Regions from separate parts of the Homo sapiens genome. Here regions 1 and 3 are each linked to region 2. Evidence: chromatin loops called from intact Hi-C (ENCODE). Cell type or tissue: MCF 10A. All regions are shown on one strand.

Region 1 (8,000 bases), 110 kb after region 2:
TGGCTCCCAAGCTAGTGCAAAAGTGTTGTCGAATGTGTCTAAATGCAGGAAGGCTGTGATGTGTCCGAGACAGAAAATACACCTGTTAGAGAGGCTTCATTCAGGCACCAGTTAGAATGCTACTGCCTGTGACTTCAGCGTTGATGAATAACAATATATATTAAACAAGGTGTCTTTAAACAGAAACACACATAAAACAAGTCTACATGTTGATCAGCTGACAAAAATATTGTGACCAGAGTCTTGAAGGAAACGAACTCTGGCTTTCCCCTAGAAGAAATGCTTCAGTATTTGCTAATTCTGGGTTTGTGTTGCCTTTATAAAACATAACTACGCCTAATAATAAGAATCATTTATACTATAAAACTTTTGATCAATTATGTATATATTGTCAACTCCGTCTACTTTTATATATTTTAAACTCTCTTTCTGCAAAATATGACTACAACTGGCTTTTCAGTAAAGACAATACTATCTAAAATATCATTTCTTCATTTTATTTTGTTGGACTATTGAGTTTAGGTACAGTAAAAGGGTGAGAATGTTTTTGTTTCATTTTGCTTAACCTCCCTCATCAAATTGGTGAGGTCTTTGGGATTGAGAATAAATAAATGCATACATACATGCATACATAATATTATTCACTTTTGTTTCTAAGTGCAAGGAAATATAGGTTAAATTAAAGTCATATGTTCATTTATTCCAGTTAAGACTAAAACTGGAAAAACCATAAATTAATGAAAAGTAACTGAGCAAAAACGATTGTTTGTGGAGATTATTGCATCAGAGAGCTAAACTAGTAAACTGAGGTGGGGAAGTTTAGAAAGAATTTATTGCAGAATGTTGATGATAAAGAGAGGATTAGGAAACTTAAAACCAAGTCTATGTTTAATTACAGATTTCAAGTCTTTTAGATATTTTAGCTCAAACCCCTAATTCCTCTCAAGGCAAAGTATTGGTGTTTACTGTTCTTGATGGCTGATTTTAGCAATTCTTCAAAGAATGAAGGAAAATGTGTGGGTGCCCAGCAAGTTGGAATTCATGTGTGTTCCATAATCTTTGTCATGTTTTCCCAATGATGACTCGAACCACATGCTTTTTAAATTCCATCTGGTTAGAGAAATTAAGAGCAGAGACTTTCTCCATTATTTCAGTTCCCCAACTGGAGAAAAACAGAGCATTATTGTTCAAAAGAGTGAGTTTTTCTAACTGACTTACCAAGGAGAATATTCATATTGTTTAACAAGTTCTCAAAATGCATGAGAATCTTGAGATTTTTGAGATTCTGACTCAGCCAGCCGTTCTCGTTTTTGTTCTTGTTTTTGTTGTCTTCTCTAAAATGTTCATAAAAACTTCCTGTCTAGAAGGCACGTTTGTGTGAGATTCCAGATTGCTTGGGTGGCTGTGGTAAGAACTGAATGTGGGCTTTAAAGTATTCCTATGCAACCAGAAGAATGCAGTCTTTGTTCAACATTTCCCTCTGTAAATCAAAAACCGCTCCCTGTCCCAGGAAAAGGCACCCCTCTTTAGGTACATAATATCCTTTTTTCTGCCCCCAAAAGCCCATAACATCTGACTCTGCTCTTCACTCCCTGCAGCTCTTCCCCATCCCTTGGCCTAAGCAACCCCAATGCAAACTCCTGTAAGTTTGCTGAGACAAACAGGGCGGTGCCTGAGTCAGCTAAAGGTTCCGTTCACTGCTAAAAAGTATAGGCTGGTGGCTCACACCTGTAATCCCAGCATTTTGCGAGGCCGAGGCGGGTGGATAACGAGGTCAAGAGATCGAGACCATCCTGGCCAATATGGTGAAACCCCATCTCTACTAAAAATACAAAAATTACCTGGGTGTGGTGGTGCACACCTGTAGTCTCAGCTACTTAGGAGGCTGAGGCAGAAGAATCACTTGGACCCAAGAGGCGGAGGTTGCAGTCAGCCAAGATTGCGCCACTGCACTCCAGCCTGGTGACAGAGTGAGACTCTAAATATATATATATATATATATATATATATATATATACACACACACACACATACACATATATATATACACATATATATATACACATATATATATACACATATATATATACACATATATATATACACACATATATATATACACATATATATATACACATATATATACACACACACACACACACACACACACACACACACACATATATATATATATATATATATATATATGGTGGGTTATCACCATGGACTGTGGAGTAGAGCTGTGAAAAATGAACATCTTTTCATATTTCTGTGAGACCAGAAAGAAAAAAGAGTGGAGAAGATGATTGTTAACAAAACGTGACTAAAAGTGGAGAGCTGAGCAAAGAATCCATTAGAAAGGAGAAAATACAAGAAAAAGGATATTAAGGAAGAGAAGAATTGTAAGAGAGGTTGAAGAATCAGAAAGCCAGGCTCAACACTGTTCCACTTAAGTCACGTGGCCTCAGCATCACTGTTGCTAAAGAAAAAATGACAGTACCTATCTCATAGGATGGTTGGGAGGATTGGGTAGATGATGGTGGGAAGTACCTATCTCATAGGATGGTTGGGAGGATTGGGTAGATGATGGTGGGAAGTACCTATCTCATAGGATGGTTGGGAGGATTGGGTAGATGATGGTGGGAAGTACCTATCTCATAGGATGGTTGGGAGGATTGGGTAGATGATGGTGGGAAGTACCTATCTCATAGGATGGTTGGGAGGATTGGGTAGATGATGGTGGGAAGTACCTATCTCATAGGATGGTTGGGAGGATTGGGTAGATGATGGTGGGAAGTACCTGTCTCATAGGATGGTTGGGAGGATTGGGTAGATGGTGGGAAGTACCTGTCTCATAGGATGGTTGGGAGGATTGGGTAGATGATGGTGGGAAGTACCTGTCTCATAGGATGGTTGGGAGGATTGGGTAGATGATGGTGGGAAGTACCTGTCTCATAGGATGGTTGGGAGGATTGGGTAGATGATGGTGGGAAGTACCTATCTCATAGGATGGTTGGGAGGACTGGGTAGATGATGGTGGGAAGTACCTGTCTCATAGGATGAGTCTTACTGCAGACCCTGGAATGCACCCATTTCTCACCTGGGCAGTAACAGGGGGGCAGCCCTCCCTGCTGGAGCATACAATGCAGGACATCACATTCCAAAGATATGTTAGAAAACCCCAGGCGATTTCAGGGAGAAGTGACTCATATACTGAAAGGAAACAGAACTGTGGCAGTGGGAAATGAGACCCAGAATGCATAGCCTAATAATGAAGCAAGAAGTTAGACCACACACATTTTATACAACCCAAAGGCATGAAACCTAGACCAATGGGTGTCAATTCTAGGCAGGTAGATTCTAGCTAGAGATAAAACAAAACAAAAACAAACAAATAAGTACAACTACAGCAAGGACCTTGGGGGCTAAACTCAACTCTCTAAATGTGTAAGCGATCTGTTATCAGAGCTAGTAAATTCACCATTCAGGGATTAAGATAAGCAGTTTAAATAATTTGCAAGGAAGAGGTAGAGGCAATTGAAGCCTTGGATACAGCTTGGAGTATTATTATTTCCTTGTAGCACATATCGGCATAGAGTAGACCTGAGACTTTTTCCCTTTTGATGGAAGCCTGACCTGGGCCTCGGAGGTGCCTGCTGCCATTTGCAGACTCCAGTCCATGTGAGGATTTGTCTTGTTAAAGCAAACTGAAGATGGCCTGAGAAGGACTCCTACCTCTATATTTGAGTCCTCATGACGGAACAGTAACCTAGCTTAATAGGCAGACAAGATTGAAAACCAAACATAATAGTATGCACCTGTAACAATAGCTGAGTGTTGGCCAATCCCAGCGGCTATACTTCAACCACTCACAGACTGCTGAGTGTTCAAACTGTCTTCAAATAAGGCAAATGCCAAGGTGCAACCAAACTCACAGTTTCTGTACCTCACTGCCAATTCCTGTACGTCACTTTACTTTTTTTGTCTATGAATTTGTTCTGACCACAAGGCACTGCTGGAGTCTCTCCACATCTGTTGTGATTCTGGAGGCTGCCTGATTCGTGAATCATTTCTTTTTTTTTTTTCTCAATTAAACTCTATCAAATTTAACTTGTCTGAAGTTTTCTTTTCTGTTCTGTTTTTTTTTTTTTTTTTTCTTTGAGACAGAGTTTCACTCTCTCACTCAGGCTGGAATGCAATGTTGCAATCTCGGCTCACTGCAACCTCTGCCTCCCAGGTTCAAGTGATTCTCCTGCCTCAGCCTCCTAAGTAGCTGGGACTAAAGGTACCAGGTGCCAGGTTTATTTTTACTAGAGAGGGGGTTTCACCATGTTGGCCAGGCTGGTCTTGAACTCCTGACCTCAGGTGATCCGCCCACCTCGGCCTCCTAAAGTGCTGGAATTACAAGCGTGAGCCACCACACCCAGCTTTTGAAGTTTTCTAACAAGTCTGCAATGCCTCTGCTGTGCTAGCACCATGCACATCCTCAAGGCAGAATGAAAAGACACTGTCTCTCTTCTCACAAAATAAACTTTTATATGGATTCCTTTGTGGCCTCATAGGAAGTTTTAAAACTCCTGCGGGGAATAGATGATCCAAATCAATAGCATTCCTTCAGTTCCTGGGAGTGTTTAATGACACAATACAGGAGGACCAGATATCTTCCTGATGCGGACGCCCACAAACCCAAGGCAGCCTGAACTATTCAGGCCAGGGGAAGTGGGGGCCTCATGGTCTCATTCGGGGTGAGCAATTGCTATGAGTTGGCCAAGTTCCCAGGATGCTGGGGAACCACACAGGGTATAATGGTGGTTGGCAGCTCCTGTACTCTCTTTACTGCTCTGGACCCTGTAACTGTTGCAAATACACAGATCACACGCACCGCCTCGGTCAAGGACCAGAGTGGGCTCCTCTAATGTATGTGGCCTTCTGCGTTCCCTGGCTCAGCTTCCCTGGGTCAGATCTCCCCAGAATGGTTGCTTGGTTTTTACTTGGCTTTATAAGGTATGTCACAGGGGATTTTATAGAAACCAAAATTCTATTAATTTGTCCTTTTCTTTTTCCTGGCTATAAGTGTTGTCTCTATTATAAATAATGATTACTAAGAATTTGTTAGTGACACTGAAAATGCGCACACTCTATGTTAAGGGAAATAACCCTGATGTAAACTTGGAAGTTGTATGTACAGTGTTGGGAGAATTGAGTGAAAAATAATGACTGCAAACAAATTAGATAGCGTAATACCAGACACATACGGTTTAATAAAGACCAACTCTTATTATCTTACCATTTCCTAGCCATAAACATTCTTCCATATTTGAATTGGCTGTTGCTGCTATTAATTCTGGCTAAGACACGTTTCACATCCTCCTGTGGTTATAATGATGCCAGCGCCTCACCCATAGTGTTAACGCATTTCTTGCTGGCCCCGCAAGGGAAGAGACAGAGGCTCAGCCTGGGATAAACTGTGTACATCGTGGAAAGTAGCGTAAATTAAAGGCCAGCTAAAGGTGGATTAGTGCTTGTGTTTTGCCTTCCTCGTAGCATCTCAGCGTTAAGAGTAAGACATGCGGTAAACAGCGCTTCTTCAAATCATAAGAAGCAACGATGTCACAGAAAAATTCATTGACTTGGTGGAGGGAGAAAAGAGCTCATACTGTTACAGGAATCATTTTTTTTCTCTTATGGAGCCTTAATAAATATGAATTTAAGAGACACAATATCTGTTTAAAAATTAATCGCTTTGGTGGAATACTACTCAGCAATGACAGGGAATGAATGTTTGCCACCAAAACATGAATGGATCTTAAAATAATTCTGTGGGGAAAAAGCAGCCAGGCAAAAACGACCATGCATGACATTACTCCATTTATATATAATTCCAGAACATGCAAAGTAATCAGTGGTGACAGAAAGCTGAACAGTAGTTGCCTGGGGAAGGGGTTGAGCAGAGGCAGGGCAGGAGAGATTACAAAGGGGTGAGAGGAACAGCTGGGGGACTGGGTTATGCATTTCCTTCAGTGCAGAAGGGCCTATTGGTGTGCACATATGCCAAAGCTTATCCACTTGCACACCCTAGTTATGTGCCATTTATTATACGTGATTCATATTTCAATCAACCTGTTAAAGAGTAAATCTATATTTTTCTTCTCATAGAGTGGGTTGGGTGTCGACATACACTCATGGTTTGAATATTTCTCCAAATATTCAAAATATTTTGCCAAATTAGCCTCACAGATGGTTAGTTATCCCCAAACTCAGAGAGTTGTATATATTAAATATATACAGCTTTCCATGTCAATCAAACCTCGATGAAACGGTTTAAAAATAGTTTACCAAACCTAAAATCTTGCCAAGATTTTTTCCTACCACTTCACTTTCAGATCAGAGTGAATTTTCTCCTACTTCTCCTTGTGCCCTTTCATGGGTTCACGTCATTGAACCAGTTTTTCTTCACTGATGTTGCAAATGCTTAATTCAGGATTCAGTGATATATCCTCAAGTTTACTCAATATTTTAGGTACTTCTCATAAGTATGAACTGGGATAAAATGATAAAGACTGTTTTCTAAGTTTTCTCATGAAGTCTAATTTCCTTCTTTTTGGTTTCTCAAATGAAGGCTTCGTTATAGCATGTAGTTAAGTTTATAACACCTTCCTATATTAAACACTCAGGTGCCTACCTTCAAGAAAGAGAAGGAAGACAATGTTGTTAGCAACCTACTAAGTCAGGGACTTTATATGTGGCCCCCAAACCAGCTCTCCTTATGTTGAAGGCACTCTCGAGTCAGAGAGATTCTCTCAGATGTTGACTGAACGCTGCCAGTGTTGGTCGCTCTAATGGGAATTGGCCTGGGAAAACTGTCCTCCTGGGTGGTGAGTGCAGCGTTTTCAGGCACTCAGCAGCCCCAGCATGGCTTCCAGACACCCATGCAGGGTTTGTGCACAGCTTCCTCTCTGCAGGGATCTGATGAAACTTGCTGCGGCATTGGCACCACCAAAACGGTCACTGACCGAGGAAGACTCAGCCCACTGCCTTCCCACTCCACAGGGCAAGAGACAGCCTTGGTCAGCCTTGGGTATCAGAGATGGCCAGAATGATGCACCCTCTCGGTAGTCTTTTCCACTTTCCAGAAGGAACTTAAATTTGACTAGAGGCAAATATCCAATTGACTAAGGGCTCCACATCACTCAGCTTGCCTGTTTGGGGAGAAGTCTATATAATGAACTAATTTTAGTTCTTAACTTGCATGTCCATGAATGCAAGTTAAAGAAAGGCAAATCTGGTCTAAGTAAAATATCTTTTGCTATGAAAATTCTTCAGAAAATACTGTCTACATAAAATGTTCCTAGGCTTTATCCCTACATTTCACTTCTGAGAATGTATTTTAACTCTACAACCAAAAACACATATAAGGATTCATATAAAAGATGTAGCTGTTTATAATTTCGTAATTATAACAGTATTTGTAAGACAAAGTGAAAATATTTACATTATTTGTACTAATGAAAAATTGGAAACATCCAATTGTTTATGAGTTACATAAACCTGAAATGCTACATCCCTCCCACAAAATATGCAGGCATTAACATTTACTAAGAATTTTAATGATATGGAGAAGAACATACAGTAAGATGCTAAAGGATAACAATAAAAAATTGCATAGTTAATGTAAAGTTGTCATGAGAATTAAATGTACAAATCAGATAATGAAATTTCAGTATATACCACAGTGCCAGTACAGGGTGTTCAGTCAGTGCTATTATTTCAAATAATATACATCTGTGCATAAGAAAAAATCCAGAATATGAAACAAAATTTTCATATAGTATTTCGGGTAAATTTATTTGCATATCCTTATGCATATTCTAAATTTTCTGCAGTGAGTTTAGGATGCATTATTAATTGAAACAAACTTATTTACAGATAGGAGGGAAACTGATATCTGAATAGTCACAACTTAGGCCAGGCGCAGTGGCGCACTCCTGTAATCCCAGCAC
Region 2 (8,000 bases):
CGGGACCCCACTGGAAATCGGACTGTTCAACTCACCTGGCAGCCACTCCCAGCGCCCCTGGAACTCTGGCCCAAGGCTCTCTGACTGACTCCTTCTTGGCTTAGTGGCTGAAGACTGACGCTGCCTGATCGCCTCAGAAGCCCTGTAGACCACCATGGACACCGAGCTTTAGGTAACTCTCACAGTGGAGGGTAAGTCTGTCCCCTTCTTAATCAATATGGAGGCTACCCACTCCACATTACCTTCTTTTCAAGGGCCTGTTTCCCTTGCCTCCATAACTGTTGTGGGTATTGACAGCCAGGCTTCTAAACCTCTTAAAACTCCCCAACTCTGGTGCCAACTTGAACAACACTCTTTTATGCACTCTTTTTTAGTTATCTCCACCTGCCCAGTTCCCTTATCAGGCCGAGATATTTTAACCAAATTATCTGCTTCCCTGACTATTCCTGGACTACAGCTGCATCTCATTGCTGCCCTTCTTCCCAATCCAAAGCCTCCTTTGCGTCCTCCTCTTGTATTCCCCCACCTTAACCCACAAGTATAAGATACCTCTACTCCCTCCTTGGCGACCGATCATGCACCCCTTACCATCTCATTAAAACCTAATCACGCTTACCCGACTCAATGCCAATATCCCATCCCACAGCATGCTTTGAAAGGATTAAAGCCTGTTATCACTCACCTGCTACAGCATGGCCTTTTAAAGCCTATAAACTCTCCTTACAATTCCCCCGTTTTACCTGTCCTAAAACCAGACAAGGCTTACAACTTAGTTCAGAATCTGTGCCTTATCAACCAAATTGTTTTGCCTATCCACCCCGTGGTGCCAAACCCATATACTCTCCTATCCTCAATACCTCCCTCTACTACCCATTATTCTGTTCTGGATCTCAAACATGCTTTCTTTACTATTCCTTTGCACTCTTCATCTCAGCCTCTCTTTGCCTTCACTTAGACTGACCCTGACACCCATTAGGCTCAGCAGCTTACCTGGGCTGTGCTGCCGCAAGGTTCCAGGGACAGCCCTCATTACTTCAGCCAAGCTCTTTCTCATGATCTACTTTCTTTCCACCCCTCCACTTCTCACCTTATTCAATATATTGATGACCTTCTTCTTTGTAGCCCCTCCTTTGAATCTTCTCAACAAGACATACTTCTGCTCCTTCAGCATTTATTCTCCAAAGGATATCGGGTATCCCCCTCCAAAGCTCAAATTTCTTCTCCATCCGTTACCTACCTCGGCATAATTCTTCACAAAAACACAGGTGCTCTCCCTGCTGATGGTGTCTGATTAATCTCCCAAACCTCAATCCCTTACAAAACAACAACTCCTTTCCTTCCTAGGCATGGTTAGTGCGGTCAGAATTCTTACACAAGAGCCAGGACCCCACCCTGTAGCCTTTCTGTCCAAACAACTTGACCTTACTGTTTTAGCCTAGCCCTCATGTCTGCATGCAGCAGCTGCCGCTGCTTTAATAATTTTAGAGGCCCTAAAAATCACAAACTATGTTCAACTCACTCTCTACATTTCTCATAACTTCCAAAATCTATTTTCTTCCTCATACCTGACGCATATACTTTCTGCTCCCCGGCTCCTTCAGCTGTACTCATTCTTTGTTAAGTCCCACAATTACCATTGTTCCTGGCCCAGACTTCAATCTGGCCTCCCACATTATTCCTGATACCACACCTGATCCCCATGACTGCATCTCTCTGATCCACCTGACATTCACCCCATTTCCCCATATTACAAGCCACTAGCCCATCTCTTAGAACCTCTCATTTCCTTTCCATTGTAGAAATCTATCCTCAAGGAAATAACTTCTCAGTGTTCCATCTGCTATTCTATCTGCTATTCTGCTACTCCTCAAGGATCATTCAGGCCCCTCCCTTCCCTACACATCAAGCTCGAGGATTTGCCCCCGCCCAGGACTGGCAAATTAGCTTTACTCCACATGCCCCGAGTCACAAAAACTAAAATACCTCTTAGTCTAAGTAGACATTTTCACTAGATAGGTAGAGGCCTTTCCTACAGGGTCTGAGAAGGCCACCGCAGTCATTTCTTCCCTTCTGTCAGACATAATTCCTCAGTTTAGCCTTCCCACCTCTATACAGTCTGATAACAGACCAGGCTTTATTAGTCAAATTAGCCAAGCAGTTTTTCAGTTTATATCCCTTATAGTCCTCTGTCTTCAAGAAAAGTAGAACGGACTAAAGGTCTTTTAAAAACACACCTCACCAAGCTCAGCCACCAACTTAAAAAGAACTGGACAATACTTTTACCACTTTCCCTTCTCAGAAGTCAGACCTGTCCTCAGAATGCTACAAGGTACAGTCCATTTAAGCTCCTTTTTATTAGGCCCCAGTCTCATCCCAGACACCAGACCAACTTAGACTGTGCCCCCAAAAAAACTTGTCATCCCTACTATTTTCCGTCTAGTCATACTCCTATTCTCCGTTCTCAACTACTCATACATGCCCTGCTCTTGTTTACACTGCCAGTTTACACTGTTTCTCCAAGCCATCATGGCTGATATCTCCTCATGCTATCCCCAAACTGCCACTCTTAACTCTTGAAGTAAATAAATAATCTTCGCTGGAAGGACTATGCTGAACCTCCTTAGGCATTCTCTAATTAGATGTCCTAGATCCTCCCAATTCTTAGTCCTTTTATACCTGTTTTTCTCCTTCTCTTATTCCATTTAGTTTTTCAGTTCATACAAAACCGTATCCAGGCCATCACCAATCTTTCTGTATGACAAATGTTTCTTCTAACAACCCCCTCAATGTCACCCCTTACCACAAGACCTCCCTTCAGCTTAATCTCTCCCACTCTAGGTTCCCACGCCGCCCCTAATCCCGCTTGAAGCAGCCCTGAGAAACATCGCCCATTCTCTCTCCATACCACCCCCCAAAAATTTTCACCGCCCCAACACTTCAACACAATTTTGTTTTATTTTTCTTATTAATATAAGAAGGCAGGAATGTCAGGCCTCTGAGCCCAAGCCAAGCCATCGCATCCCCTGTGACTTGCACGTATACGCCCAGATGGCCTGAAGTAACTGAAGAATCACAAAAGAACTGAAAAGGCCCTGCCCCGCCTTAACTGATGACATTCCACCATGGTGATTTGTTCTTGCCCCACCTTAACTGAGTGATTAACCCTGTGAATTTCCTTCTCCTGGCTCAGAAGCTCCCCCACTGAGCACCTTGTGACCCCCGCCCCTGCCCACCAGAGAACAACCCCCTTTGACTGTAATTTTCCATTACCTTCCCAAATCCTATAAAACGGCCCCACCCCTATCTCCCTTCGCTGACTCTCTTTTCGGACTCAGCCCGCCTGCCCCCAGGTGAAATAAACAGCCATGTTGCTCACACAAAGCCTGTTTGGTGTCTCTTCACACGGACGCGCATGAAAAAAACCCTTTCATTTTACTGTGGGACGGCAACCCTTTCTGGGACCCCTCTCTGCAGCAGAGAACTGTTCTCTTTCTTTCACCTGTTAAACTTCTGCTTCTGCTCTGACCTCGTCCTTGGTGTGTCTGCATCGTCGATTTCCTCAGCTGTGAGACCAACGACTTGGGCACCCACCCAGGCAACAAGGCCTTTTCAGTAAGGGAAGTGGTAAAATGTTTTCAATCCCTGTTGCCAAAAATCGGCCTAAGGCTTCCCAAAAAAAGTAACCCAAAGCAGACATGGCAAATATTTGCTACATTTGATAATAAGCCAATAAATTATCTGCTAATAAGTGACTGAAATATTTAGCACACATCTGCCTTATTCTGATGACTGATCACATTTCTAGCTCCCCTGTGGACTAAAACAATATGCTTTCCTTCTCTACACAAGCAATGCTTTCTGCAGAGACACAAACTTTACATCTGAATACAAATGCAGCACGTTTTAATTCTGCCTCTCATTCTCCAGCAAAATCATGGGGAAGAAGGAAAACATCCTTAGTCAAAAGGGGTACAGGGACTTAGAACCTCACCATGCTGCAGTCACACAGGCAATAGAGAAAGATGGCGGTGGTTCCCTGGGGCAGTTCCCCTCTCAAGCAAGGAGACAGGGGCAGCACTCCTACCATCTCCCCAGGGATATAGGAGTTAAGAAGGAATTGCTTAGGCAGATAGCAAGGGCATGGGAGTCCTGGGTAAGGCTTTTCTTTTTAATGAAAAGCAGCCCCAAGTCATTTTCTAACAAAGAGCAGCCTGCAAGCTGGGAGCTTGCATAGGTGAATGCCAGCAGGAACTAAGGACTAGACATTTTCAAACTGGTGGCTCCATCTTCCCTTCCCTGCCAGCCAAGTGTATTGTAAGGAGCAGAGAAGATGGCTCTGATCAACTGGAAAGCCTATTTGCATAATTAGATTAGGGTGGGGCAACCAGCCTTCCCCCGCACACTATGTAGACGTCATACCTGATGGAACCAGTCTGTGAGCCCTATGTAAATCAGACACCGCCTTCTCCAACTTATTATATCTGTTTTGGTCCACTGCCTCCCCACTTTTCAGATGTCTCTCTCTCTCTCTCTCTCTAAGAGCTGCTCTCCTCTCTCCTTTCTTCTATCTATTAAATTTTCCACTCCCTAACCCACCCACATGTGATTGTGTCCTGAATTCTTGGTGTGTGACGATGAACCCCAGGGTGTATACCCCAGACAGCACAGCCACTTCACCAGCAGGGACAGCAGCTGTCACATGAACTGGAGATGAACTGGAGGTGAGTCTGATGTCTCGGAATTTTGAGGAAAGTGGGTAGAAAGTTGCCAAGCAAGCTGAAGAGACAAGCAAAAGGGATCATATTCCAGAAGAATTCTTAGCAAGACCACAGTCAGAACTTCAATCAAGGTGATTGATTGGTCTGAAAGGGGGAATAGAATGTAAATAAAATACAACCATGAGAAACCACATGTATGTTGTTGAACCTTATCTAGACACTAACTGTGAAAAAGCCAGCTTGGATTATTGATGAACGACATTCAGAAAACCACAATTTTGCCATGCTTATTTAGAGAACAGAGACAGTGGTATTATCAGCCTATAGCTCAATTGTAAAATTGGGATGACTAGATGTCCCGAGACTATTCTGTTCCTCGGCCCTCTCGACACTCACCTAAGAAGCTTCCAAATTTACCACTTCTCAGTCATTGTAAGGATGCTGCATGTCATAAGGATGATTATGGAAGATTATGGGCATGTTCTACATAGAGAACAAGAAAAGTCACAATATTTTCTTTTATAAATTTATATTTTGGAATTTATATTAGTTCCCCTAACTCTAAATAACCATGGGAATATTGACAAATTTGATTTTCCAGAACTTTAAAGCTGAGGCTAGACACTAACCACAGTGACTTTATCTATGTAGTAGCACACTCTACCAGCTGGGATGTCTGGATAACAAGTTCCCCAGATTGCAGCCTCCCTCCAGCACCAAGTAGGATTACGAGTCTGTTTGGTTTCATTTTAGCTATGTAGATTTGTCAAATTTTGTCACCTCTGGACTTCAGTTTTCTCATATGTAAAATGATGCATTGGCCTGAATGTTTTCGGAGAACCTTCAATCTCTGTGAGTCTCTTCACTGAAAAAATTGTTGACTTTCTTTTTTTTATTGTTCTGTTTTTCTTTTCTATGTCAAAAAAGCACTATGGTAAAAGTCTTTCAGTAAAACTTGAACCTTGGGGCTTGTTCCTGAGTTTGACATGTTAAACAAATGAAAGAACTGTTTTCAACTGATTAGTCATATCCTTCAATTCCTACGGGAATATGGGTTCGTTGTGCATGAGAAAGTCAGCCAACTTTGGCATGAAGATGTCTTTCAGGTAGGTAGGCCACCTGTGATGAAGTGAATCATTGAAGAAAGTCTATTTTCTTGTGGCATAAATACAAGCCTGAAGATTACACATAAGCTGTCATACACGTACCTCCTAAATGCAATTCCTCAGAAGTGACATGCTATCATCATTCACATTAATGTCTATTTGTGCAACTACATTGTTTAAAATAATCAACCAATTCATCACAATAGATATTTGGGAGGAGTGAGGGAGCTTTCTCTGTACTAATGAAAGAAATGACATTTCTGTTTACCATTTGTCAGTTTTAAGTAGTTAATAAATATCTGAAATGATTTTCATATTTTGATATGGTATTCACTTGTAAGGATATGCAATTTTTAAGAGTTATGGTGAGAATGTTTCTTCCATAACATTCAGCTTTGAAAAGTTTTAGGAAACTATTCATTATGTCTCAAAAGTTAAATGCACGACAAATGAAATGCCTCTTATTGGTTGCAATTTTCTAAAAGTAAGTAATGCCTATTACTTTGATATTTAACTCAAATATATTAACAATAATTGAAAGCTTTTGAGTGCTACAGGTTGATAATAAACCTGAAAGTATAGAATAATCATCTGTATTTTAAAATTTTTATTCTTAAGGCCAACAAAACAAAGTAAGAATTATGTCAGTGTTTCTAACTGTCCTACCCAGATCTAGCTCCTGACTGATAATTGTCAACAGAGTCAAACACGCCTTCCTAAGGCCAGCTCCACTTCTCCAAAGCAAGCTCCTCTCACTTTGCCACCCAGAAGCCACACTGGAACCTGGAATCTAAAGAATGTGTTTGCATTATCAAAGAACTCTCCCTCTCCTAAAGGGTCCACCCTGGGATTCCATTCTAGTGACTTGACAAAATGCTTCTAATTACTCCTTAGTTAGTTCCCATAATCCGCTTAAGGACTTGTTTACTTGTTGACAGGCAGGGTAGGAATTCAGCCTTGACAGTCTGTGTCAGTGCAACATCATAAATAAGATAAACATTATCTGAAGTGATCACAATGTTCTTGAACATCTGTGCAACATCATAAATAAGATAAACATTATCTGAAGTGATCACAATGTTCTTGAACATCTGAGCCGGACAGAATCAAGCCTGCGTCATCTTCCTTCTGATTTTCCAAATGAGCACACAGGAGAGGCCACTCTAAAGTCACCCTGGGAATGTGTCTGCCTCCAGCCCCATTCACGGCCCCTGGCACTGGCTTGTCATGAGATGGTGTTCAATGAATGCTTGTGGAATTGAATGAACACAATGTGGATTTACACCCTTTCCTGTCAAATAGCTAGTTCTAAAAAATACAGACCTGCACTTCAGCCATGCAATGCCTTTTAAGATGTTTCATACTCTGATGCAGAGGAAGATGTCTCTTGCCATTACAGAACCACACCGAGAAAGATCAAACAAAATCACACCAAGAAAATTCATGTGCAGATCATCTCATTTGCAATTATTGCAGCATGCACCAAGTCCAACACATTTCACCCACACTTTATCAGCAAAAAAGAAAACACCTGAGGGTCAGCGTCTTCTCCAGGTCCTGGCACAGGACTACCTGAACCACGGAGATGTTCAGTGGGTTGTGTAAATGACATTCCTTTCATGGAGACGAATGGGCACATGGCGTCTAAAAGCCATTCTGTAAGACATATTCCAAAAATAATTGTTTTAGTACCTTTTCAGACTGTGCATTTAAAAAAAAAAAAAGCCCTTAGCCTCTAGGTCACATGTACCAAACAGTAGTTCATTACGATGCAATACGGCCCCGCCACACTTACTAATTTTATACCAAGAGGATGAAATGATGTTGTCTAGGGAACAGGATAAGAGGAAAGGGGTTTAGGAACTCAGAATTTTATTCTGGCTCTGATGCTAATTTTCCTGTGACCTCAGCCAAGTCCTATAAATTGTTACTATCTGCAAAGTGAAGATAATGGACAAGTCTCACAGGATAGTTGTGGAGATTAATTAGGCAGCTCATTTGAGATTCAAAGTGCTGTGAGCCCACAAGAAAAGTCCTGGGGAAGAACAAAGGCGGGGCCCACGCTTCGTTTCAGCAGGCCGGGGACCACACCAAAGGCACTTCAGGGATGCATTTGGTGGCACCCCGGTATTTGTTAATTTACTGGTATTAGGAAGTCATTATGGTTACCAGGGGT
Region 3 (8,000 bases), 750 kb after region 2:
ACTATCACAATGGTCATTTATTGGGCAGTCACCATGTATTGAGGCTGAAGTGATTTACATATAGGCACCCTGCCTTGCCACGTGGCAATCCAACAAGACAGGAGTCCTATCCCTCATTTCACAGATGAGAAACTAGGCCCTGGAGACTCAGTAAAAGGGTGAAGACTTTTCCAGGATAATACATGGTTTACAGGTAACTTACTAGAAAGGGCTTCACCCTTTTACTTCACTTCCTAGTCTATAAAACAGATGAATATTTCACCTTGAAAACATTAGGTAGAGAAATTGGGTTCCCTTAGCATAAGTTTTCAACCTATGTGTAATTTATTGGGGTGTGTTGCTCCCAGGCACTCAGGACAGACAGCGAGGACCTCGGGTTTTGGTTGTGGGTGCTATTGCATGCTGTGGAGAGCTGTGTGTAACCATGAGTAAATGCAGACTTAGCAACACCTGTTAGAACCTGGGTGCAGTGGTATCTTTCAACTTGACGTCAGTGGCACTTTAAATGATTTCAAACAGAAGGGCTCCAGCTGGTCCCAGAGCTGCAGGGTGCCCTTATTAGGATGTGCATCATATAAATATAGATGTGTACATAACACAAATATAGATCCCCCTTACAGTACACTCTGTGCTTGTATTGTTTGCACAGTCATAAAGAGCCTGCTCATTTTCGGAAGACTGTTTTCCCCCAGGAAATGCAACATTTTTTTTTTTTGTTTTTTGCTGTTTCAATTACAGTTGCAAAGGAAAACATTTGAAATGAAAAGTTAAAAATAAAACCATCATTTCAAGGGAACAATGAAATGTAAGCTCAATGCACAGTAGCATTCTGGTTTTTTTTAATCTTCAACAAGTGGTTTAAAAAATTAATAATGTTAAACATTCGATGAAATAGGAAATTAAAATGACGTGAGAAACAAACCCGAGTACATTAACTATCATCTGTTTACCTGTCCTAGAGCTAACATGTAAGGCCGAGAACGTCTGGCAGGAGGCCATGCGATTGCTTACCACAAATAAACCCTGAACTTCTTGAATATCAACCACCCAAATCCAGAACCAACTTACTGTTGCTTTGGCCCAATTCCATGAAACAACTCATTTCCTTGGGACTCCATTAGGAAAAATTAAACTTGCCCCTTTATTTTTTATTGCTTTTTATTTTTAGATTACAAAAGCAGTATCTGTTCAATGCAGAAACCTTGGAAAACTAATAAAAACACAAAGATATTTTTAAAATCATCTGATACTCATAATTCCACTCCCCACTGTTATAATCACCATTAACATTTTGGTATGTTTCTTTCTGGCTACTTTTCTGTGGTCCTTTACATATGTCAATTTTTCCTCCCTGACTGGTGTTTTGCCATGCATGCCGTATGGCGCCTACTTCTCACTTAGCAATACATTATAATCTTTTGCCAAGTTTGAAATAACCTTCTCTGGCCTGATGTTTATCGATTACATAGTATTCCATTGCATGAATTATACTATATGGTTAAATAATGTCTCTGAACCAAACGTCTAATTTTGGAGTCTTCCAGTTATTTTGCCATTTTATCTATCTACACACACGCATAAATACATAGCTCTGTATTATATGTTATATACATCATATAATGTATATAAAATTTGCATGCAATCTTTAATAACTGTTGTCAAAGATAACATAAATTACCTACTTTACATCTATTTTTCTTTTCTTCCTTGTTAATATGACTCTGATTTTGGTCAGTGTGGAAATATCCCTGGCTAAATTATTTCAACTCCTATATCACGAAGTCTGGTCAATACAGTGTAAGGAGAAAATACTGAGTGGTACTTCTGGGATGGCCCTTTGGAGAGCAGCAGATGTGGCTGGCCTGTTCCTGTGCTCTTGCATGTTTGTGTTGACCATTCCTTTTGTCTCGCCTGGGACATGGATACAATGAGCACAGGCAGGCAGCCATCTTAGGACCAAGACCTGAAAACCATGGGTTAAGGAGGGTGTGGCAGGAAGTGGGAAGGAGACTGGATCCCGACACCATGACAGGGCCATTATCCTAGCCCTGGACTACTTCCTTCTAAGTCTCATGTCATATGAGCAAAAAACAAGGGGATATAGTCAATAATAATTTAATTGTATATTTTCAAATAACTAAAAGAGTATAATTGGATTGTTTGTAACACAAAGGATAATGATTGAGAGGACATATACCCAGTTCTCCATGATATGATGACTGCACACTGCGTGACTGTACCAAAATATCTCACATACCCCATAAATGTATACACCTACTGTGTACTCACAAAAATTGATAAATAAACCTCTATTTGATGGAAGCCGTTTTTCAGTTTCTGTTATTCAACACAGAACATCATACTATCTTTTCTGTTTTTTTTTTTTTTAAAGAGGCAGGGTCTTATTCTGTTGCCCAGGCTGCAGTGCAGTGGTGTGATCACAGATCACTGCAGCCTTGACCTCCTGGGCTCAAGCAATCCTCTTGCCTCAGCCTCTTGAGTAGCTGGGACTAGAGGCATTTACCACCACGCCTAGCTACAACATAATACTATCTAACAGAGTTACCTCAGTATAAGATCTTAGAAATGAAAGTGTGGGTCTCAGGGTATACATATTTTAAAGACTTTATATTGTGATTATTAATTTGCTTCCCAGAAAGTTTGTATAAATATTAGCTCTGACCGGCTGTGTGCAAGAGTACCAGTTAGCCACAACCACTGTTGAGTATTACCCACCCCAACCCAACTCCACAGGGACGAATACACTGCATTGCTGTTTTCATTCCCCTTTCTTTGCTTACTGATAATTTCAAGGAGGGTTTGGTTTCAAGTGTTTTGTTGGCTTATATTTTCCTTCTGTGAATTTGTCATTTATATATTCTATTTGCTGCTTCTTTTAAGTTGAAGAATTGTTAGAAGAAATCATGAAGACAATTGCTGGGTTTGAATTGATGCTTGCAGCTTCTGGAGACATTTGTCTTGAGTGAAAGCATCAGGTGAGAGCTCTGAGAGCAGGTGAGCCAAGGCTGGGGAAGCGTCCTAAGCCAGGGGAGCTCTCCCAGCTGGTGCTGCACGTGCGCTCCAGAGGGAAGGCTCTTGATGCCTCCCGTGCTGCTTGGGGCCCTTCTTCAGGGAAGTGAGGATGTTTCTCCCAGGATTCAGATACCAGAAGCAGGATGACCACACCTCTTTCCTCTCATTCCTGAGGTTCCCAGTGCGTCCGCCTCCTCACATTCCTATGTGTTTGCCTCATCTAGTCCATGACTGGTACCTTTTTTCCTACAGAAAAACTGAAACAACTATGCAGTTTTCCCCATTCCCATCTCAGGTTCGGGGCAGCTTAATTAGAAAGTGTCAGTAAATGTGCTTTGAGATCCTTAGAAGATGAGTTGAGTGGTCATTCCCCAAGACCTCGGCATCGGTATCGCCAAGGCGGCTTTGCAGTAAATGTTAGGGGAAGAATGGAGGGCCATTTGTGTTGTGCAGAGGAAGACAAAATGTCCATCACATAACTGAACACGACTGAGATGGTCCAATTACTTTGTCTCTCTGGCTTTTTTCAATAGTGCAAAGGAATGGTGATTAGGCAAGAATCCTAAACAGGAGAAACCCAAGTCCGTTCTGAGGTGCGTTGTGCATGGAGGCTGCTGGGCAGCACCAGTCATGCGGTAGTGTACAACAGACCTTCAACACCATCAGCATAATGATCACCCACCCGCTCTGTGCCCAGCATGGAACCACGGCCGGAGCAAGCCCGGCTGTGAGCATTCAGTGTCTTACCCAGATGCCAGGAGCCTGTGTGTCTTGGGTCGGTGTCTCTCTCCCCCACTTCCTGGCCAGGCTCTTGCCCTCTCATGTACGAATCACTAAGCACGCTCCATCCTCAGCCTCAGCAGCAGCCTCTGCCCCACTGTCCAGTTCTATTTCTGCAGTACCTCACCATCCTTATTGGAGACAGCCCTCAGAGAACTTACAAGCAGAACACCGCACCAAGTCCTAATGCAGAGAGGGAGGGCCACCTGGAGCGCTTCATTCTTCATTGATCCAACAAGCCCTCCTCCTCCTCCTTCCAATGCAGCTAAGGACCCGCCTCTGAGAAGCCTTCAGAAGGGAAGCCAGCCTAATGCCTGTCCTTCTGGAATCCTTATTTGGTTTCCTCAACTGCACTGTCTTAGAATCTTCACTCATCAACCCCTCACATCACTCCCGGCTCCTGCCAGTGATAATTTCCATCTCCTCCTTCACTCAGGCTCAGTATCTCCCAATCATCATTGATTCTTCCTTCATCCTTGTTCTCAGCTTCTACCTCTGGAATCACAAAAATCCCGACTTTAAGATTTGAAGGGCCCGTGGGGATGGCTAAGGGCTTAGCTCAATACTCTAATGTTATAGATTAGGAAACCCAAGCCTAGGGGAGTGGAAGGGGCTTGTCCACAGGCTCACTGCAGGAGGGGAGAGGAGTTGTCACTAGAAACACTTTTCAGGAAGGAAAGTTTGTCGACTGCTTGTCCAGGGCTCTTTCCATTGTATCATCCTTGCTTCTCAAATGACATGAGGCTGACACCATTATTCTAACTCTGTTCCCAAAATGTCCTCAATCCCAAAATGTCCTGTTGGTTGATACCACTTCTTTTAAAAATCTGACCTTGAGTGTGTCACCTGCAGTAGATGTTGGAACAGGATAGAGTTTAAGCCGTCATTGCGGGTCATCTTCCATTTGCTCACAATTTATATCCCACTCTGTTGCCCCAGTCACATGAGTACATTCATCCCACCATCTTCCCCACATCACTTTCCTCGGATCTGGGATGCTGCCCGGCTCTCCTGTGCACCCTGATCTCCCCTGTCCCCAAGCACTCACCCAAAACTTTGCTCCGAACGCTTCACAAGAAGCAACCTCCGCAGGGCATGGTGGCTCACGCCTGTAATCCCAGCACTTTGGGAGGCCAAGGTGGGTGGGTCAGGAGTTCAAGACCAGCCTGACCAACATAGTGAAACCTCGTCTCTACTAAAAATACAAAATTAGCCGGGTGTGGTGGTGCATGCCTGTAATCCCAGCTAATTGGGAGGCTGAAGCAGGAGAATCGCTTGAACCTGTGAGGTGGAGGTTGCAGTGAGTGGAGATCATGCCATTGCACTCCAGTGTGGGCAACAAGAGCAAAACTCCATCTCAGAAAAAAATAATAATAATAAAGAAGCAACCTCTTCTCCCTTTACTGTCCTTTATTTTCATTTTTTATTTTTATGGGTGCATAGTAAGGGTATACATTTATGGGGTACATGGGATGTTTGGATACAGGCATTCAATGGTAATAATCACATCCAGGTATATGAGGTATCCATCCCCTCATGCATTTATCATTTCTTTGTGTTACCAACATTCCAGTTAGGCTCTTTTAGTTATTTCAAAATGTACAATAAATTATCATTGACTGTAGTCACCTTGCTATGCTTTCAGACGCTAGATCTCATTCATTCTAACTCTATTTTTGTGCTCATTAACCATCTCTACTCTCCACTCACCCTCCCTACAACCACCCTCCCAGCCTCTGGTAGCCATCCCTGTACCCTCCATCTCTATGAGTTCAATTGTTCTAATGTCTAGCTTTTACAAATGAGTGAGAACATGTGATGTGTGTCTTTCTGTGCCTGGTTTATTTCACTTAACATGATGTCTTCTATTTCCTTCCCATGTTGTCACCAATGACAGGCTCTTGTTCTTTTTTATGGCTAAATAGTTCTCCATTGTGTATATGTACCACATTTTCTTTATCCATTTGTCTGCTGGTGGACACTAAAGTTGCTTCCAAGTCTTCGTTATTGCGAATAGTGCTGCAATAAACAAGGAAGTGCAGATCTCTCTTCCATATGCTGATTTCCTTTCTTTTGGGTATATACCCCAGCAGTGAGATTGCTGGATCTAAGGGTAGCTCTGTTTTTAGTTTTTTGAGGTGTCTCCATATTGTTCTCCAAAGTGGTTGTATTAATATATGTCCCCACCAACCATGTACAAGGGTCCCTTTAGTGTTCCAAAGACATCTCCCTGCAACAAGGTCCCTGTGTACCTTGCAACACAGACCTTTGTGGTCTTCCACCTATCTTATCTGTAACTGGATTATATGCTCTTGGAAGGCAAGGACAGATGTGTTTCCCCTTACACTACCTTATGAAAAGAAGACATGCAGTAAACATCCCTCAGCGGTGGCATTGGTCTTAACACAATCCTAGATGCTATGCCTTTCTCCTCCCTTACAGTTTTCTAGAATGCTTTGAACACAGTGGACAGACAGCTTGTTCTCTGAGCACTTTATTTTGGTATTCTTCTTGAAACGTATTTTCATTTCTGTCTTTAGAAAATTAAATAAGTGTGATAGCCATGGAATGATCAAGCGACTCAGACCCATTAACCAATGATCCAGGTGATGCTACTGGCGACAGCATTGACTACTTCCTGGGGAACATGTCCTGAGTGGGGGATGTCTCCTCAGCTGACAGCTGTGGAGCTGACACACACCCTGACGCCGATGTCTGGCGATTCATATTCCTTCTGCTTTCCCAGGACAGTTTTCTTTTCTCACTGCCACTTTACTCTCCCACGAGAACCCAGGCAGAGATGGGAAAAACATGTCCTTTCCTGGTGACTTTATTTGTTGAAAAATTAAAGCGCAATTTTCTTTACAAAGAAGTTGTAGGATGAGAGGGGCAGATTCCTTTCCTCTTGTTCTTTCTGCTCATGCAGTTCTGTGCAGAGGGTCCCCCCCACACCCCCAGCGCTCCTACTCAAGGAGCTGCAATCCACTTAACACACAATTCCTTGAGAGTCTGGATGTTTCCAGACTGGTGCATGGTACCAGGAAATAAATATGAATGAATAAACGATGTCTGCCCTCCAGAGTGCACTGTAATAGAAGCAGTGAGATGTACACGTTATTTTACTGTCCTGAAATAAATGCCGTAAGAATAAGGCCAAGTCCCAGCCTCATCACACATGAGGAAACAGCAGAATCACTCAGGGGAACTTAGGAAATGCTTCTTGGAGGAGATGATGGCCAGCCCGGTTTTTAAGGATGAGTGGGGGTCACCCATTGAATGTAAAGGGGAGACAAACGAGGTGCTTTTGTAAAGACAGAGTTATGAGAAGGGAATGGGGAGCAGTGGGTGTATCTAGAGCACCAGTGCTGATCACAGAGATGGGACTCTGCAGAGACCAGAGGGAAGGGTGCCTGGACCTAACCTGCGGGCAAGGAAGAGCCCTGGGATGTTCTAAGTGGAAGTAAGGAGATGATATTTGCATTATTTAAAACACCCATGGCCACAGGATGGAGGATAGATTTAGGGAGGTGAGACTGTGGCCAGGAGACCTTGTGTGGCCTGAGCAAAGAGAAAAGAGGGCCTGGCCATGGCCAAAGCCCCAGAAACACAGAAATATTGACAGACGGTCCCCAACTTATGATGGCTTGATGTTTTCTTAATTGTACTATGGTGCCACAGTGACAGGCAGTCACTAGAAACCACATTTCCAGTGCCCAGACAGCTACACTATGTTTCACTTTTGATACAGTATTCAATAAATCATATGATCTATCCAACATGTTATTATAAAATGGATTTTGTGTTAGATGATTTTGCCCAACTGTAGGCTAATGGAAGTGTCTAGGCATGTCTAAGTTAGGTTAGGCTAAGCTGCAATATTCAGTAGGCTAGGTGTGTTCAATGCATTATTGATGCAGTATTTTCAGCTTATGATGGGTTTATCAGGATGTAATTCTACTGCAAGTTGAGGAGCCACTGTATAATTGGAGCTAAGTAGTGTTACAGGACTATATATCAATCTGATATGTTCTTCTGGGTTGATGGACTACTGGGATGTTTTGTAAACATTTGTAGCAGGGAATTGATTGAGAAATTAATTTACATTTGTGTTTCCCTGTTACAGGTATAACTTTAAGGTGTTTTTCTCTCCCCTGGCCCAAGAATCCTTTGTGTTCTGAGTGTGGGCT

What was found. Hi-C counts contacts between places; a loop is a spot of excess contacts. Peaks named below come from ENCODE experiments on the same cell type or tissue, not always from the same donor. Only the 100,000 strongest peaks of a DNase experiment are listed, where the experiment ranks them.
Region 1: it touches region 2 in a loop (5-fold over the local background); 2 of 110 quality-filtered maps call a loop at or near these places.
Region 3: it touches region 2 in a loop (4-fold over the local background); 4 of 110 quality-filtered maps call a loop at or near these places.

Annotation. Positions count from the first base shown.
Region 1 is chr13:109,380,672-109,388,671 of GRCh38, forward strand. No RefSeq gene overlaps it. Among named protein-coding and RNA genes, the nearest start is that of LINC00399, 16 kb to the right of the region's middle. In MCF 10A, no CTCF peak of the experiment used is centred here; DNase peaks (open chromatin) are centred at 3,230 and 3,950.
Region 2 is chr13:109,267,699-109,275,698 of GRCh38, forward strand. LINC03061 (long intergenic non-protein coding RNA 3061) reads left to right here. Exons shown (of 2, transcript NR_185883.1): 2 at 1-3,377. It overlaps LOC130494219 (a long non-coding RNA gene), which reads left to right and starts at 4,505. Exons shown (of 2, transcript NR_185888.1): 1 at 4,505-4,721. RefSeq lists enhancers at 1-531, 3,049-3,777. In MCF 10A, no CTCF peak of the experiment used is centred here; DNase peaks (open chromatin) are centred at 4,413 and 5,773.
Region 3 is chr13:110,014,422-110,022,421 of GRCh38, forward strand. It overlaps a transcript of LINC03082 not described here. Among named protein-coding and RNA genes, the nearest start is that of LINC00396, 35 kb to the right of the region's middle. RefSeq lists an enhancer at 2,743-3,942. In MCF 10A, no CTCF peak of the experiment used is centred here; DNase peaks (open chromatin) are centred at 510, 1,020 and 3,180.